2 separate regions of the Homo sapiens genome follow, and region 1 is linked to region 2. A link is a contact called in ENCODE Hi-C or POLR2A ChIA-PET data. All regions are on one chromosome and are shown on one strand. The core of a region is the stretch at or near the end of the contact, and the rest is flanking DNA. Distances in the headings are between cores, read along the strand shown.

Region 1 (5,233 bases), core at 1,376-3,875, 1.9 Mb after region 2:
TCGTGATCCGCCCGCCTTGGCCTCCCAAAAGTGCTGGGATTATAGGCGTGAGCCACCGCCCGGGCAAATTTTTGTATTTTTAGTAGAGATGGGGTTTCACCGTGTTGGCCAGGATGGTCTCAATCTGACCTTGTGATCTGCCCACCTCGGCCTCCCAAAGTGCTAGGATTACTGGCGTGAGCCACCACTCCTAGCCTTAATGCATATTCTTAAATATACAAAGGTAGATTTGTTATGAAAATTGCTTTGGGGCTCTAATAACCTACCTTTTAAGAATGAGAAACTGCTGGGCTTAAGGGAGTTCAGTATGAATCAAGATTGAACCATTCAAATGTGGCTGTGATTTCTGCATATATCATAGATGGGATCCTTCTGAGAATACTGGAATAGGGAATTAGGACACCAAGCCAATTCAGCTGTGAACCTTATTCTTGTACTTTTCTTTCTTGCTGGTAATTTTATGGAGCAGGTTAAGAAGGCTGCTCTGTGTTAGGATAAACTGTATACCAATAATGTTGACAACCTGTAATGAGTGTTGCATTTTACTTCTTGTATCTTTTCCTTCCTACCTTGATGCCAGTAATCTATAAGGGATCTTTATAGTTTGAATGTATTTGAATAACTTCAGTATACTTTAGTTCTACTTTTTTATTTGACTCACAACCATTCTTAGGTCTCAAGTATTCCCATGTGTTTTAAAAGCCTGAAGTCAGTGAGATGAAATTCAACATCAAGAATTTGAAGTAACTTGTAAGGAAAAATAATATAAAGATACCATTGGGGCAGTGGCTCACACCTGTAATCTCAGCACTTTGGGAGGCTGAGGTGGAAGGATCACTTGAAGCCAGAGTTTGAGACCAGCCTGTGCAACACAGCAAGACCCCGTCTCTACAAAAACTTAAAAAATTAGCTGGCTGTGGTGTTGCTCACCCATAGTTCCAGCTACTCGGGAAGCTGAGGCAGTAAGATCACTTGAGCCCAGGAGGCCGATGCTGCAGTGAACTGTGATTGTTCCACTACAGTCCAGCCTGGGTGACAGAGAAAAGAAAAAGAAAACATTACATAATTTGGCTAGAGCATAATAATTTGATTTTCTGGTTTTTGAAAATTTGAGTTGCAATAAAAGGATATTTCAGTGTGCGATTTCAATTTTCCGTAGCAAATGTATATATAGAAAAATGTTAAAATAGATGTATTTGAATACCTTAAAAAATACAAGAAACTGGAAGAAAGATAATATTGCAAAGCATCTACATATATCCTAGGCCTTTTGTGTACAAGGTTATTTGTGACAATTGTAAGGTATTATGAAGGCAGGTAGGATTATCTCCGTTTTACAGATAGGGAAGCTGAGGCCTAGAGGTGGAAACTTGCCCAGTGATGTAAGATTCATCTCCCGGTTATGCCCTCCTGGAAAGCCCTTCCCAACATATTATGTTGTCCATAGAGGGAAAAATGAGCAAAGACAGATGGCTTAACTCTGGTGTGTGACTAAGATATAGGAAATTTATAGAGGAGGTTCTATCAATGTGCCGACTTACTTTGTGTTTTATGTTCTGAGAACGATTACCAGCCATCTCAAATTCTGTGGTTGTCAAAGCTCCCCTGGGGTTGTTGCTGGTTGGCCCCCACTTGCTTTGAGACTTTGATGCCAGGGCAGGTTGAGAGGAACTGACTTCAGCTGAGTTTGATCTTGGATCTGGGAAAGAGAAATGCTTTGAAAATCACGGCAACTCTGGGAAGTTTAAAAGATATTAATGTATCCTGGAGAGTTTGAGGCTTTGCAGAAACTTATTGGCAGAGCAGAATGATTCTGAAAAATGCTACATCAGTGAGGGGATATTTGATAAGGTATTTTCTGCCAACTCGGGTATTCACTTAGCATTGTTTATCCTTTAAGATATGTATACACATACTTCCTCTGTGAGTTTACCCTACTAACAAAGTTTTATCCCCAGCCTCAACCTTGCTTTGGGTCTCCAGGCCCAAGTTTCTCACCATCTCTTGGATGATTGCTCCAGCCCACTCTGCTGCCACCTGGGATCCAACATGTTCAAACCCAGCTGTGAACTTCACAGAGTATTAAAAGAAAGAGCCTTTGCTTCAGCAGTTTATGTTATTAAGACGGAGGCTTGGGTCATGTTATCTCTCTCCACCAATGTGTAAGGTGAAAGTCCTATTAGGTAAGAGTTTTTGGAAGACCCGTGTTTTGTGCTTTTTGGGTTTCAGTATAGGGTTTTTTCCTACAGGGCTAGAGGGAAAGTACCCCAGCATTTCCAACCAGTGGGGTGCAAAATTATTTGGGTCTACAGCTTTACCTATTCCTTTCAAGAACATTTTTGAAAAAACACATCTGTTAAGTTGAACCATGTGTAACTGCTGAATGCTGATGTTTGGCCGTTTTCTACTTAAAAAAATAGGCCAGCAGTTTGTAAATTCAAGCTAATATATGAACTTTTTGAAAAAGTTGTTCTTGGACACTAAAAGGTAAGACGGACGCCAGATTTCCAGAGCAAGGGGAGGAGAGACCCGAGCAACATCACTTCCCTGAAGACCTAGCTCCTGCGCGCGGCCGGGGACTGTGACTCCACATGCCGGCGTTACTTACCCGGGCCCGCGCCTGACTCGCCACACCTCATTTTGCGGCCGCCGTAAAGCGCGGATGCGCGGCGTGGCCACGCCCCTTCAGTGCTTGTGACGCAGGCGCCCTGGGCTTTTTGGGCGCGAAAAAGAAGCAGTCCTGGGTTGTACCCGGCGCAGCTGGGAGCGGCTGCTTCCTCCGGGGTCGTATCTCCGCCCGGCATGGGGCTGCTGGACCTTTGCGAGGAAGTGTTCGGCACCGCCGACCTTTACCGGGTGCTGGGCGTGCGACGCGAGGCCTCCGACGGCGAGGTCCGACGAGGCTACCACAAGGTGTCCCTGCAGGTACACCCGGACCGGGTGGGTGAGGGCGACAAGGAGGACGCCACCCGCCGCTTCCAGGTATGCAGGGTCCCGCCCCGAAGCCGACCGGCTGCGCGGGCCTCCCCCTAGCCTTTTGGCTACCGGGCCCCGCCCCGGGGGAGCGCGCTGAGCTCCGCTTGGCGCCTTCTGATCTTTATTTCTCGCGCCGCCGTTTCGGTGGGAGGAGCAGGGGTGATTTACGGATACTCTTTGCCCTCAGATCCTGGGAAAAGTCTATTCCGTTCTCAGTGACAGAGAACAGAGAGCAGTGTACGATGAGCAGGGAACAGTGGACGAGGACTCTCCTGTGCTCACCCAAGACCGAGACTGGGAGGCGTATTGGCGGCTACTCTTTAAAAAGGTAAAGGACTCTGGAGGTTTCTTTGTGACTGTTACCATCATTCAATCAACAAACCTTTATTGACTGCCTCTAAGATCTTGTATTTTGTGTTAATTTTGTAGGAATTAGGAATTTTGAGTTTGGCCTTGAAATACAGATACACGCACGCTTACTGAAACGGGCTTTAAATTTCCTGTTAATGTGATTGTTGCACTGAAAAGGGCCGATTTATTTTTTTTGCCGGATGCGCTTTATTTTACATATCCAAATGTAAGTCCTGATTCCGGATCACCTCTCACTCTTGGAAATTTCACTTAAATTTCCCTTCCCTGGTCCCTAGTTAGCAGTTAATGAAGATTGGATTTAAAAAGGAGGACTCCGGAGAAGCTTAGGCATAGAAAATCTGGTTCAATAATTTCAACTCAAGCAACTGTTGTATTGCAGCAATTCAACACCCAACTCTAGTTTTACTAACGTACGTTTTATTTAAAGTAAAATTCCCAAAGTTAAAGCAAATCTCCTTTATCATCAGATATCTTTAGAGGACATTCAAGCTTTTGAAAAGACATACAAAGGTTCGGAAGAAGAGCTGGCTGATATTAAGCAGGCCTATCTGGACTTCAAGGGTGACATGGATCAGATCATGGAGTCTGTGCTTTGCGTGCAGTACACAGAGGAACCCAGGATAAGGAATATCATTCAGCAAGCTATTGACGCCGGAGAGGTCCCATCCTATAATGCCTTTGTCAAAGAATCGAAACAAAAGATGAATGCAAGGAAAAGGAGGGTAAGATTTTGAATACTGTGGATTTATATTTTGACTGCTTCCAAAAAGGATTTGAGAGTATTTACAGCAGTAGAAGTAAACATAAAACTCCAGAAATAAGGACTAGGGTTAACTTGGTCTATAGTTTCGATCTAATAAAATGGGCATACCAGTTCATCAAGAGAAACTTTTTCTAGCATGTTGTGCTCAAGATGATTTTTATTGCATAGATTGTTTAAATATTACCATAGTAAAGTAGCACTGAAATATTTTTTCATGTAGGCCAATTCTTGTAGCATTCCTGAGGCATTCCTCAGGAGATAAAGTTAGTGGAACCCGGGTACACAGGATGGGCAGTGATCCTTACTCGGTTGAGGGGGTAAGAAGAGAATGGCAGACACCGTCTTGTTAAAAGTGCAGATGTTTGGGCCTTTGCCCCGAATTTGATTCTTGAGTTGGATACAGAATTTTTCTTTTCTTTTTTTTTTTTTTAAAGAAAAACTTTAGCTTAGCGGTCCCCAGCCTTTTTGATACCAGGTACCTGTTTTGTGGAAGACAGTTTTTCCAGTGACAGTGGGGGTGAGGAGAGTTGGGGGGGTGGTTCAGGATGAAACCTTAGATCATCGGGCGTTAGATTCTCTTAAGGAGCACACAACTTTTAGGACCACTGCTGCCTTCCTGAGTGCCCTCAGGAACTTTTCTGCAGCTTTTACATAAGAGACGCTGGCAGAGAGAAAGCTGACCTTTTTGTTTCCGGTGAAAATTTGAAGGGCCTGTTTTGCCTAGATAAGAGGCTGCACCCTTTCTGGTGAGCTTGAGGGGAACGGTGGAGTGTATATCAAGACCATTTTGGTTCATAGGCTACATCTGCTAAGACTCAAGCTGACAATTATCTTAAGTCGTTCATCATTTCCTGAGATGAAACTGAGCACAGCTGCATTCACAGTAGACTGTTAGCTTGAGAAACTTCCCTAGAATTTGAGGAGAAAATGGCATAGTTTTGATAGACTGTTCAACAAACCTTAGGGGGATGCTGAATTTAAAGAGAGAATTTGAATACAAGGAAACGGTGTCTTATTGGGATAGGGGGTCCTAATGTATCATCATCCTCAGTATTAATAGCATTAATTGCTACTTAGAAAATTCACAAGGGGTGTTGGGGCCTCTTATAGTTGTTGCCCTAA
Region 2 (5,131 bases), core at 1,629-4,128:
TTTGAAGAAGTATTGAGGATCTAATGATTAACAAAATAAAAAAATGTTTATAAGCAACTGTGCAATGTGAATAAGCTTTTGCAGAAGGGGGGTTATGGTACTGAAATCAAAACTGATTTACCTAAATATGTCTGCATATTCTGCCATCGCAGTCATGATGGCTTCTTCTGCCTTAGAGAAACCGATTTTTTTTTTTTTTTTGAGACATATCACTCTGTTGCCCAGGCTGGAGTGCAGTGGTGTGATCTCAGCTCACAACCTCTGCTTCCCGGGTTCAAGAGATTCTCCTGCCTCAGCCTCCTGAGTAGCTGGGATTACAGGTGTGAGCCACCACACCTGATTAATTCTTTTTATAGTATTAGTAGAGATGGGGTTTTGCCATGTTGGCCAAGCTGGTCTTGAACTCCTGACCTCAAGTGATCTGCCTGCTTCGGCCTCCTAAAGTGGTGGGATTACAGGAGTAAGCCACCACACCTAGCCAAAAACTGATTTTCTTTATTCAATGGGTGTGAGAACTGACAAAGGGAAACAAAAATTAAAAAACTATTAGACATGCTAATATGTTAATTGTACAACTCCATCTAACAGTTTCTCTTTAATTTTGCAATAACATTAAGCTGTAATCTTAATAGAGTTCTTATATTGCAGTTCAGCAAATTTTTACATGCCATGACTTTTATTCACAACTAAGTATGAAGATAAGGTCTCCAGAGGATCTCACTCTAAAGATAAAACCAACAAACAGTAATATTACATAAACTTCAACTGAAGATAATTTGTATTAAGTTAAAGAAAAGGGAATTAATACTTTAACAATCTCAGCATTTTTAGCTAAGAATTCACATATCCTTTGAAGAAACAATTACTATTCCACTGTGCATCTGAGGGTATGTCACATAGCCCATACACATAAACTAATTTAAAAGCTGTTGCAAATCAAATTATCATCTCATGAAGATTAAACAGTAGATATCCATTTAGATTTAATCAAGCATTTAGAAAACGCTTGATGCTAACAAAAATTAGCCAGCCATGGTGGCGCCCACCTGCAGTCCCAGCTACTCCCAGCTACTTGGGAGGCTGAGGTGGGAGGATCACTTAAGCCTGGGCAACACAGCGAATCTCTGTCTCAAAAAAAAAAAAGAAAGGAAAGAAAAGAAAAGAAGGAAGAGAAAAGAAATGGCCAACAACTTTACAAACCTATAATCACATAAAAAGTTGTAAAACATATGAGACATGTGGCTAAAGTCAAAGACTTCATGGAACCATGTTATGACTTAACAATCACAAAAGGAAGTCAATTTATCTCTACTAAAGTGAATATAAATATTGCAATCATTCTTTTTCTGGCATAATTATGTTTTGGAACTATGTCTTCTATAAAAAGCATCTGTATACCCACCTGTCCCAGTTGTGTTGGCTGCCAACTACAAGCATCCTCTGTCCTTATTTTTCCAAATCACTCTACTAAAAATACTATTCACACAATACCTGCAAAATAGTATTTCAATATTGGTTTTGCCAATCAGTCAAAGGTACCTCTCCAATTTTCAAGAGATAAGTCCAATCCTGGGGTTATCAGTGAGAGGAAGATTTGGTATTGCGCCTAGACTGTGGCAAGTTCACTGTGCCCCCTTCACCCAGAAACTTGCATTGACCATACATTTACTATGTGGCAAATACATGTGTCAACTTAAAACTTTGAAAGTGGAACCAGTCCATGTTGAGTATCTGTAAAATCCAAGTGTCCAAATTCTTGTTTCAAGTTTAATTTTTAAAATCTGAGTATCCAAAGTCTTGTTTCAAGTTTTTAAAACTTAAAGGTAATATAGTAAATTTTTAGGATCTTAACATGTCTGGTATTTAAACTTAGCTACGAAAAAATTACAATGAAAAAAAGGACACCATTACTGTCAATAAATCCAAATGATATCTTCATTTTCAGAATCACGTCTTCCACTACCTTCTTCAAACATCACTTCCTCTCCACTACTTCCCCCAGTCCTTTAGGCAAATCAGTGATTCACACCGCCCCTTCCACCCAAGATTCTTAAAATGATCCACTGTGCACGAACGAGAAAGCCCCACGATCCAAGTACATTGCCCTAGTGATCTTTGATGTTTTAAAAGGCACCTGTAAAAATGCCAAAGCCCAAAATTAGATCCCCAAGGGCTCCTTTTCTTTCTTGACCACACTTCTCTTTTTCAGTGCCTCCCTCACCCCTTGAGGCCAGACGATTTCCCATCCAACAGCCCTCCTCCTTCTAGTCAAACCTAAATCCTGCCCTCCATCACCACCAGCCCCACCCGGGGTGGGAGGCGGATAAGAGGGCTCCGTAAGAGGAGAACCCCATGAGAGGGCTCCAGTCCCAGCCCCGATCGCCCTCCCTCGCCCTGGGAAGGGAACACCGGCCCAGGTCTTGCTCCTCTGACTCCTCATCCCCGCTGCCAAACCCAGAGCATCTCTTCTTCCGGGTCCACATTCCCGCAGGACCTTCGATCTTTTTCCCCCACTGCGCAGCTTTCAAAAGCCCCCAAGCTCTGGGCTCTTCAAGCCTCCCCCTCTCGCTCTCTCCCTCTCGTTCCTCGGCCTCCACTTATCCCTCAGCCTTCAGGCCCTCAGTTCGACAACCTCCATTTGCTTCAGATTCCATTCCAGAGCTGACTATCCCGGTTCCCTCAACCGTCTCCCCGGGGCCCCTCCAGGTCGCGGTCCCTCGGCAGCCCCCGGCTCCATCCCAGACTCCCCACTCACCCTTGGCAGCAGGCGCCCCCCAAGCTCCCCTCTCCTCAGCCTCAGCTCCCGCTCACCTCCGCGGTCCGAGTCGGGCTCCCCGGACCCACCTCCGAGTCGGCGTCCGAGCCGCCGTCGGAGTCCGGGGCCCTCCCCGCCTCGCCGGAGTGAAGCGCCTCAAGCGGCGGGGGCGGAGCCCGGGGCGGGGAGCCGGAGTGGAGGCGGGGGCGGTGGCGACTGCGCGCAGGCATCGTCCCGGCCGCCGTCACCGCCGCGCCGGCAGCTGCTCGGAGCCGAACCGGAACTGCTTCGGGAGGCGGGGCCCTACCGGCCGGGGACGGGGTTCTACCGGCAGGGGGCGGGGCCCACACTGGAAAAGACGCGAGGCTCCAGATGGGCCCGAGAGGAGAACCGAGATGCTGCCGCGGAGGAGCCCGAGGGCGCATGCGTCATGCCGGAGGCCAAAGCGACAGGAGGAAGCGGGGCTAGCGGAGCCGGGGCGGGGCCTGTGGGATCAGTAAATGGGGTTAGGGCCTAGAAGGAGGTAATCCGAATTCCTCTGGAGAGAGCCAGCTCTTCTCCAATAGCCAGCCCCCAATGATCATTGTTATAATTTATTGCCCATTTACTCTTTGACAGTGTCTATGCCAAACGCCATATAAACATCTCATTTAATCCTTGTGCTAAGGCCGGGAGCGGAGGCTCACGTCTGTAATCCCAGCACTTTGGGAGGCTGAGGCGGGATCACCTGAGGTCAGGAGTTCGAGACCAGCCTGGCCAGCATGGGGAAACCTCGTCTGTACTAAAAATACAAAAATTAGCCGGGCGTGGTGGTGCATACCTGTAATCCCAGCTACTCGGGAGGCTGAGGCAGGAGAATCGCTTGAACCCGGGAAATGGAGGTTGCAATGAGCCGAGATCACGCCATGGCACTCCAGCCTGGGCGACAAGAGCAAACTCCATCTCAAAAAAAAAATCCTAGTGCTAATTCTGCAAGGGGGATCCTATAGCACAGAAAAGTAAAGAAACATACTGCCTGACATATTGCAAACTGATATTCCAACCCAAATCTCTCTAACATCAGATCCTGTATTTTCCTCACTCCACCATGCTGCACCACCCTGAGGGAAGGTCTCCTCCCAAGCCAGGTCTAGCATTGGCATAAACCAAGTCCAAACCCAGCTGTAACCTGGACACGAGCCCCTCCTTGGTCTTGCCTCCCCACACAGTGCCGGGCCGACTTCAATGGTTCTGAATGGGATAGACATGAGTGTAGACTGCTTCCATGGGATGCCCTGGTGTGGCCTTTCCCTTCAAACTGGTCTTAAGGCCAAGGGCAGCTGGGAACCTCCCCACTGCAGCTCATACCCTTCCCAGCTCCATTAGGGCCACTGAGAAGTCACATGAGAGAGGGTGAGACATCTCATCTCTCTTGCTGATAACCAGCTCTGGCAGAAGGACAGGTTGACCTTTCTCAGTTTCTATTTTGGGACCCAAAGCCCTTATAGGCAGAGGAATCTCCCTCCCACTGTTTCTGATGACAGTTAGCCCCTTTGGCTCTCAAAGTCTAGGGCAACACTCACCTCCCGTCTCCCCATTTGACATACAAGGCCCTCTTCAGCCTTCTCTTCTGAGAAGTTAGCCATCTTCACTACAGGACCATTGTTCAAACCTTGCCCCATTGGCCCGGCACGGCGGCTCACACCTGTAATCCCAGTACTTTGGGAGGCCGAGGCAGGCTGATCACTTGAGGTAGGAGTTCAAGACCAGTCAGACCAACATGGCAAAACCCCATCTCTACTAAAAACACAAAAATTAGTGTGGCATGGTGGCACATGCCTGTAATCCTAGCTACTCAGGAAGCTAAAGCAGGAGAATCACTTGAACCTGGGAGGTGGTAGTGGCAGTGAGCCAAGATGATGCCACTGCACTCCAGCCTGGGTGACAGAGTGAGACCCTGTCTAAACAAAACAAAACAAAAAAAAACACCTTCCCCCTCCCCCCATGAATCTTGTGGGCACCCTTTAAAGGAAGCTCTCCATGTCTCTTACCCATATTTCTCTGACTCTACAACTCAGAAAACTGTCCCTGACCTCCGTAATTCAGAGACTCATCCAACAGACATCCAATCCAGCTCCTGCCCAATTTGTGGCCCACCTAGACTGTACACTTCTTTCAGTTCTTTCTATCATTCATCCTTGGAACCAGCCACCTCCTCTGCACCCTGGATCTCTACTTTAACTCAGTCCTCAGAACCTAATAGCCTTAGGCAGGGCTCTACATCTACTAATTCCACAGATGTTTCTAAGCACCTACTATGTGTCAGACCCAGCATGTCCTTTGTTTCATCTAATCCTCAAATTCTCTGAGGTAGGTGTGATTATCCTTACTTTACAG

The links. A loop is a pair of places that touch in the nucleus more often than their neighbours do. ChIA-PET counts read pairs that join two places held with the same protein, here RNA polymerase II (POLR2A). Pooled maps may share reads with other maps.
Region 1: a loop to region 2 is called in a pooled map, with 19 times the contacts of the local background. The contact joins the promoter of DNAJC9-AS1 here to the promoter of SAMD8 in region 2. A Hi-C loop is called at or near these places in 1 of 168 maps with a recorded cell type or tissue (B cell) and 8 of 50 pooled maps. POLR2A ChIA-PET finds 5 or more read pairs at or near these places in 2 of 52 experiments (activated CD8-positive, alpha-beta memory T cell and activated T-cell).

What each region holds. Positions count from the first base shown.
Region 1 is chr10:73,244,759-73,249,991 of GRCh38, reverse strand. DNAJC9-AS1 (DNAJC9 and MRPS16 antisense RNA 1) reads right to left here and starts at 2,625. Exons shown (of 4, transcript NR_038373.1): 1 at 2,609-2,625; 2 at 1,542-1,699. It overlaps DNAJC9 (DnaJ heat shock protein family (Hsp40) member C9), which reads left to right and starts at 2,737. Exons shown (of 5, transcript NM_015190.5): 1 at 2,737-2,982; 2 at 3,164-3,304; 3 at 3,816-4,070. The coding sequence starts at 2,803. It overlaps MRPS16 (mitochondrial ribosomal protein S16), which reads left to right. Exons shown (of 3, transcript NM_016065.4): 3 at 1-1,143. RefSeq lists enhancers at 2,491-2,830, 2,096-3,295 and a silencer at 3,031-3,180.
Region 2 is chr10:75,109,403-75,114,533 of GRCh38, reverse strand. It overlaps SAMD8 (sterile alpha motif domain containing 8), which reads right to left and starts at 2,878. Exons shown (of 6, transcript NM_001174156.2): 1 at 2,812-2,878. RefSeq lists enhancers at 2,170-3,118, 3,119-4,068 and a silencer at 2,792-3,131.